Regions from separate parts of the Homo sapiens genome. Here region 2 is linked to region 1. Evidence: read pairs that join two places in POLR2A ChIA-PET (ENCODE). Cell type or tissue: HepG2. All regions are shown on one strand.

Region 1 (4,000 bases):
GGCACATTGACAAGGGCTGTAATTCCTGCTCTCTGCCCCTTACTGAGCCAATCTCCCCAGCCTCAGTTTCCCTGTGTGTCAGATGTGCATGACGACATGCAGCTCCCTTTAGAGGGTGCTTAGTGACAGCAGCACACACACTCCCATGTGCCAGGCATCGCCCGTGTCATCCTCCCAGTGGCGCTGTGAAGTGGGAGCTATTATCTTACCTAAGGTCATACGGCTAGTGAGTGGCAGGGCCGGTATTTGGATCCGGGCGGGCTGGCTTCGTTGTCTGTGCTAAGTGCCAGAGTATGAGCCCCTGCCATGTACAGGAGGGCCGGGGTCACCCTGAGTTTCACTGTTCCTACTGTAAGATCAGCACAGAGGTGGGTGTGGAGCAGCTGTGCTGTTCGGAGTGACTCCGGCCTCTTCACACTGAGGGTGCCAGCACCAGGCCAGGCCTGAGGTGGCTGCTCCCACCTCTTCCTAGGCGGCAGGACCCCATCTGAGGGAGGAAACCTAAGACTAGCCAGACCAGGGTGCTGCCAGTATCCCTTGGAATCCCTGGAGCTGAATGGGAGAGCAGGCCAGGCAAGGGTAAGGGGCTCCTCTCAAAGCTGGGACTACCAGGCTGAGGACCATACATTCATCTGCAGAGCCCTGGATGGGCCTGGCCTGGGAGTGGGGCCATGACGTGAGGCTTCAAAGTGCTGTAAGAAGAGCTGGGGGGCTCCCCAGATACCAAAAGATCCAAGCCTTCTGTATGGGGAAACTGAGGCCCAGAGAGTGGAGGGGTCCTATCCAGGTCACACAACCAGTCCATGCTGGGACTGGGAGAATGGGAGAGGGTCCAGTGCTCCCATGGCTCATGTCCCAGCCTGGGTCCCACAGCTGCACAGATCCATCTACAGGAGGAACCATGCATATGCATGCATGTGCGTGCATGTGTGTGCGTGCATGCACGTGTGTGCGTGACAGCAAAACCAAGAGCAGGGACCCACAAGGTGCTATGATGCCCACCCCACCTTATCCTAATGCCTCCCTCCCTCCCTTCCTTCCTCCCTCTCTCCTTCTTTCCTTCCTTCCTTCCTGAAGAAGGACCTGCCTTTCTCCTCCAGAGACTTCCCTCACCTCTGCCCCAACCCTTGTTTTCATCTCTCCCCAAGGCCTGGCCTCAGTCCACCCACCATCCCCTTTACTTCTCTGACATCTCCCCTTTCCTCTTTCCATTCCAGCACCATGGCCCCTCCAGCTCCCCCTCAGGGAACTGGCTGTTCCTTCAGCCTGGCATGTTCTTTCCCCAAGTGTCCACATGGCTCACTCCCTCACTCCTTCAGGTCTTTACTCAAAGTCACCTTCTCAGTGAGGCCATCTTCTCTTCACACCTCCCCACACTTTCTAGACACTGTGCCTGCTTTTTCTCCATAGCATCTATAACATGCCATATATTTTACATAGAACGCTAGCTCCATGAGGACAAGGACTTTTATCTTCCTTACGCCTGTGTCCTCAATGCTGGAATGGTGCCTGGCACGTTGGGGGCTCTCACCTGATACCTGCCAAGAGAATGGAAAGGATTGCTCTGCGACTGGTCAGGGCTCATCTGAGCCTGACGTTGGGACCAGAAACTGCAAGGTGTTAGGGGCAACAGGCCTAGTGCAAGCCTGTGGCAGAGCAGTGGACAGCAGGTGGGGGCTCTGTATGAACCCATGGCCGCCCTGCCTCCAGGGCCCCTCCCAGGGACAGGAGGATGCCAGAGGGCTGAAGTGCTCAGGGAGGGACAGAGGAGGGTAGGAACCAGAACCCTGGGCCCCGTATATGCCTCTCTAAGCTGTAACTGAGGCCTTGGGACCATGCTGCTCTGGAATGCCAACAATGAGAAAGGCTCACAGGGCCACTGAGCGTGAGAGGGGGGAAGGGGCTTGTAGAAGGTTACCGAGGAAGGCTACTGTACAGCTGGGGACTTCCAGCTGTGGGCCCTTCCCTGGTCACTCCCAGCCCTGGTTCCCCTGGCTCGGCTCCTCCCACCGTGGGACGTCAGATACAGTCATCCTCCCTGGATTCCCTGTGATCTCACCAGGCTCCCACCTGTTACCCCTCCCCTCCCCCTGGCGCCCCCCACTCCGCCCCCCAACTCCGCCGTCCTCACACTACAGCTATTCCTTCTTTGTGTTTTTAGATATACCTACATACTGGCCAGGCGGTGGAGCTCACGCCTGTAATCCTAACAATTTAGGAGGCGGAAGCGGGTGGATCACCTGAGGTCAAGAGTTTGAGACCAGCCTGGCCAACATGGCGAAACCTGGTCTCTACTAAAAATACAAAAATTAGCCAGGCGTGGTGGCGCATGCCTGTAATCCCAGCTACTTGAAAGGCTGAGGAAGGAGAATTGCTTGAACCCAGGAGGCAGAGGTTTCAGTGAGCCGAGATCACACCACTGGCACTCCAGCCTGCATGACGGGAGAGAGACTCCATAAAAAAAAAAAATATATATATATATATATATATATATAATATATATATCTCATACAAACAATATGTATCACATTTATATGTTATCAAGCACGATCATGTAATAAACCCGCAAATGTCCAAACCCAAAACTAGAAAATTATTAATAGTTTGTACTACTCCTGTGTTCCTCTCCATCTGCCTGTAGGAATTATTTCTTTTTCTAAAATAGTTTTCTTACATACATATATATAGCAAAGAATGTATTTTTGCTTATTTTTCAGCTACAAGACTGGTGTCACACTGTATATAGTCTACTGTATTACTTTGTTGTTGTTTTTTTTGAGGCACAGTCTCACTCTGTCACCCAAGCTGGAGTGCGGTGGCACAATCTCCATTCACTGCAACCTCCGCCTCCCGTGTTCAAGGGATTCTCTCCTGCCTCAGCCTTTTGAGTAGCTGGGATTACAGGTGCCCAACTACACCAGGCTCTTTTTTTTTTTTTTTTTTTGAGACCGAGTCTAGCTCTGTCGCCAGGCTGGAATGCAGTGATGCAATCTTGGCTCACTGCAACCTCCGCCTCCCAGGTTCAAGCAGTTCTCCCGCCTCAACCTCCCGAGTAGCTGGGACTACAGGTGTGTGCCACAACACCCAGATAATTTTTGTATTTTTAGTAGAGACAGGGTTTCACCATGTTGGCCAGGATGGTCTCGATCTCTTGACCTCGTGATCCACCCGCCTTGGCCTCCCAAAGTGCTGGGATTACAGGCGTGAACCACCACGCCCGGCTACTGTATTACCTTTTATGCCTCCAGAATTTTTCTGTGTTGTTGCAGGTGTCTGTTGTGCCTTAATTTTTGCTATTGTAGAGGGTTCTATTATGTGCAATTGCGCAGCAGTGTATGTATCTGTTCCCCTGTGGATGGACATTTGGGTTGTGTCCAGTGTCTCTTGACCACCTACCTTGTGCCATGCCCCCAACCCTCCTGTCATTACTCCACAATCTAGCTACATCCACAAAGCCATGACTTCACGAAACCCTGTCTTCCGCTTCTGAGCTCCAGACCATATAAAAGGCATAACTGTGTTTATTGAGCACTTACTCTGAGCCAGAAATGATTCTCAACATTTTACATGTGGTAGCGCATTTAATATTCACAGCAACACAAATGGGAAGTAATATTCTTATCGCCATTTTACAAATAAGAAGACCAAGGCCCAGAAGGGTTGAATATCTTGCTCAAGATCACACACATTTTGCCACCCCCCATTCCAAGTCCCATAGGCAACTCAGACTCAGCATGTCCATGATGTAACTTATCTTCCTCTCCAAACCATTTCCTCACTTGTGCCCTACTCTCAGTGGGGACATCTCCAATCCCCAGGCCCAAGCTGGAAACCGGAAGCCATTTCTGACTCCTCCCTCTCCCTCACCCACTCCATCCAAATGGAACCCAAGTCCTGTACATTGTACTTCTCCGGTATTGATCAATCCCCGCTCTCGTCTCCACGCCCACGGTGCTGACCCATTGTTAGGTGCCCGGCTGCTGCTCCTGGGTCATCACTT
Region 2 (4,000 bases), 840 kb after region 1:
CTGCTGATTTTGGCCTTTTTTTTTCCTTTCATCGATTTCTTCTGAAATTTTTTAGATCATTTTTTGTTTAAAATCTCTTCTTCCTCAGGAGTCAGCTTGTCTCCTTTCTTGTGGCCCAGGGGTAGCGCATAGTGGGACTCGTACCACTGTCCATACGGTGTGCTGTCGATGAGTATGGTGTGCTGTCAATGAGCATGAAGCAATTCTTCACCAGGGTCTTGTTATGGACCAGCTCGTTATTAAACGCATTGTAGACAACATCGATGATCCTTGTTTTGCAAATACAACGCTGAGCCCCAGGAGAAATTCCCTACATGCAGCCTTAGGGCACGGTATTTCTTGTTACCTCCTCAAACATGGACTGTGTGGACGTGGCAGGGGCCAATGTTGGTGTTGGCAGCTGGGCACCCCTGCTCATACTTCCGCTTCTTGTGGTAGGGCTTTCTCTTGCCCCCGGTCTTGCGGTGCTTGTGTCAGTTCTCCCGAGAGATGCCCATTGCTCGGCGCTGGCTGGAAAGAGCTAGTTGGGTTTTTAGAGTAAAGTATCCTATTTTTAGATATCAGGTAGTTTAAATAATAGAAATGAAAGGCAGTAGATGGAGAATATTTAATAGGCAATTGTGCAGGCATGTGAGTACAGAAAATAAAGTTTCTGCTCTCTCAAGGCTAAAATTAGAAAGCCAGGAACTAAGGCTACTCCTTCCACTTCTCAGGAAGCTGCTTAGCCTTTCTTCACTATATGTCTCTGTGTCTGTGATCCATTATTATTCAGTTCATAGACTTGCTTTCTTGGCCTAATAGTGTAGAGTACACAGGGCTATAAATGGCCACCCCAGTTAAGGTGCTGCTTGCTACTTGATCTTTCAGTTTCAGTGGCTAGCATCATAGAGATAGAGATTTTATATCTTTTGGTCAAGGCAAACTGATGGCATAGCCTTCTTAGCTTATGAGCCTGTGGATTGGTCCTCCAAAGTTAGATATCTGACTGATCCATTGAGAGGTTAATGGATGTGGGTAACTTTTCTGTGGCACTTGGGGTGTGGACAAGGAGGTAATAACTGCTGTCATGACGGATATTAAAATGTATTTTTTTTTCTTTTTAATATTTGGGACTGACTAGGTCTGGTGCTGTGCTGTCTTTGACTAGCACTTGATTTACCTCTGAGTTCATTATTTTCAACTAAAGTTGAACAACTTCACTGTTACTAGTGACCATATATCCCTAAATAACAGAATAAGGGAAACAAACAGTTATTTCTCAAACTTCTAGAAATATTATCCATTTCTTATAAAAACTCCATACCCTTCGCTTAGTTTGGATAAGGACTTTCTTGGAGCCTGGTGCTTTAAAATCTCAATCCTCTGGCTGGGCGCGGTGGCTCATGCCTGTAATCACAGCACTTTGGGAGGTTGAGGCAGGCGGATCATGAGGTCAGGAGATCCAGACCATCCTGGCTAACATGGTGAAACCCTGTCTCTACTAAAAATACAAAAAAAAATTAGCCGAGCATGGTGGCTGGTGCCTGTAGTCCCAGCTACTTGGGAGGCTGAGGCAGGAGAATGGCGTGAACCCAGGAGGAAGAGCTTGCAGTGAGCCGAGATCACACCACTGCACTCCAGCCTGGGTGACAGAGCAAGACGCCATCTTAAAAAAAAAAAAAAAAGAAAAGAAAAAAGAAATCTCAATCCTCTTTCACTGATTCTTATTTTCATCTAGGAGAAAGGTTATTTATCTGGAAAATGTGTTGAGACTCTAATTTATGAAAAAATAGACCCCGTGATAAGATTTGATAAAACTAGCCCCCCTCCTTAAATCACTTTATCGAGGTATAATTGATATATAAAAAGCTGTACATATTTACATGTTTAATGTATACATCTTGATGAGTTTGAGGATAAGTATACACTCATGAAACCATCACCATCATTAAGGCATAAACATTCATTACCTTCTAAAGTTTCCTCCTACTCTATTGTGTGTGTGTGTGTGTGTGTGTGTGTGTGTGTGTGTGTGTGTGTGTGTGTGGTGGGCTGGAGGGATTGCTTGAGGCCAGGAGTTTGAGACCAGCCTGGGCAACATAGAAAAACCCCGTTTCTTGTTTTTTTTTTTTTTTTTGAGATGGAGTCCCGCTCTGTCGCCCATGCTGGAGTGCAGTGGTGCCATCTCTGCTCACTGCAACCTCTGCCTCCTCAAGCAATTGCTCAAGCAATTCTCCTGTCTCAGCCCCCTGAGTAGCTGGGATTATAGGTGCGCACCACCATGCCTGGCTAATTTTTGTATTTTTAGTAGAGACAGGGTTTCGCCATGTTGGCCAGGCTGGTTTTGAACTCTTGACCTCAGGTGATCCACCTGCGTCTGCGTCCCAAAGTTCTGGGATTACAGGCATGAGCCACCGCGCCTGGCCTTGTTTCTACAAAAAATTAAAAATTAGCCAGGTGTGGTGGAGCTTCTCTATAGTCCTAGCTGCTCAGGAGCCTGGGACAGGAGGATTGCTTAAGCCTGGGAGTTCAAGGTTATAGTGAGCTATGATCACATATGCATTAGGTTGTTTGGTATTGTTCCAGATATCTCTTAACACTGTTCAATTTTTTTTTTCCCTTTTTCTCTCTTTGTATTTCAGTTTGGCTAATTTCTTTTGACCTAACTTCAAGTCCCAAGTCTTTCTTATGCTGATTATTGTCTTCGGATTAGCATAGCCTGGTTTATGAACCATCAAAATTTTTCTTTTCTGATAATGCATTTTTCACTTGTGGCATTTCCATTTGTCTCTTTATATTTCCATCTCTCTGCTGAAGTTCCCATCTGCTCACACATGTTTAGTTTTTCCATTAGACCCTTTAACATATTTATTATTGTTATTTTAAAGCTCCCTGTCTGATGTTTACAATATCTTGGCTCTCCCTGAATTTGGGTCTGATGACTGGTTCCTCTCTTAATTCTGGATCACATTTTCTTGCTTCTTTCTGTGTCTTATAATTTTTAATTGAATGCCAGACAATGTATATTAAAAAGCTGATTTTGTAGATTATATGGCTTGTTTTGTTGTTAGGATATGAGTAACATTTTCTTGTGATTTCACATCTTACAACAGATATCTATGTTATTTTGTATATTTATGATTTTGCCAGTGTTACCTGGCTTGTGGCTTTAAGATAGTTTTTTTTGTTTTATTTATTTATTTATTTATTTTTAAGTCCTTTGCTGCAGGAGGCGCTGATGGCTTTAAGATGGTGATAACCAGTCATGGAATTACAGATTTTCACTTAATTTTAAGTTTGATCTTCTTTTTAAAAAAACCTCAATTTGAATCTCCTCACAATAATACCTGAATTAAATATTATGCATTTGCTATCCTCTATTGGGGATTTCTCCCCCCACCTGGAATTGTACTTTTTTTAGAAAAAACGGGCAGATTGCAGAATCATAGGCATATCAGCAATTTAGAAAGAAACAAAGCAAATGAAGTCTTCCCAGAGTTTATCCTGAGTCATTACATATTCAGCCCACTCACTATCTTCCACCAAAGTGGTATGCAGAACCTAACTTCAAGGAACTGCCACAACCGCAGCCATGAGGCATGCACTTAGTGGCTATTTAAAAAATTGAACTTAGGAAAATGGGTGCAAATATTTTAGGAAGATTTTCAGTAATAAGGACTGAAACTAAAAGGTATTTGAGGTTGAGGCAGAAAATTGTTAGCTATAATATTTTAAATTCTAGATACATTGGATAAAAATGGACAATTCCACTTTGGGAGGCTGAGGTGGGAGGATTGCTTGAGTCTGGGAATTTGAGACCAGCCTGGGCAACAAAGTGAGCCCTCAGCTCTACAAAAAAATTTAAAAAATTAGCTGGGCATGGTGGTGCATGCCTGTAGTCTCAGCTACTCAGGAGGCTGAGGTGGGAGGATCACTTGAGCCCAGGAGAATGAGGCTGCAGTGAGTGGTGATGACGTCACTGCACTCCAGCCTGGGTGAGAGAGCAAGACCCTGTCTTAAA

What was found. Peaks named below come from ENCODE experiments on the same cell type or tissue, not always from the same donor. Only the 100,000 strongest peaks of a DNase experiment are listed, where the experiment ranks them.
Region 2: POLR2A ChIA-PET joins it to region 1 with 5 read pairs; 1 of 35 experiments calls an interaction of 5 or more read pairs at or near these places.

Annotation. Positions count from the first base shown.
Region 1 is chr9:33,379,630-33,383,629 of GRCh38, forward strand. It overlaps AQP7 (aquaporin 7), which reads right to left. Exons shown (of 8, transcript NM_001170.3): 8 at 3,562-4,000. It overlaps LOC124902142 (a long non-coding RNA gene), which reads left to right. Exons shown (of 2, transcript XR_007061462.1): 2 at 2,162-2,585. Among named protein-coding and RNA genes, the nearest start is that of AQP7, 21 kb to the right of the region's middle. RefSeq lists enhancers at 975-1,575, 1,576-2,174, 3,743-4,000. In HepG2, a CTCF peak has its summit at 2,189 (motif pointing right); DNase peaks (open chromatin) are centred at 1,902 and 2,930.
Region 2 is chr9:34,224,132-34,228,131 of GRCh38, forward strand. The region is part of intron 2 of UBAP1 (ubiquitin associated protein 1); the gene reads left to right. It also overlaps the pseudogene RPS8P9. Among named protein-coding and RNA genes, the nearest start is that of UBAP1, 47 kb to the left of the region's middle. In HepG2, no CTCF peak of the experiment used is centred here; a DNase peak (open chromatin) is centred at 2,460.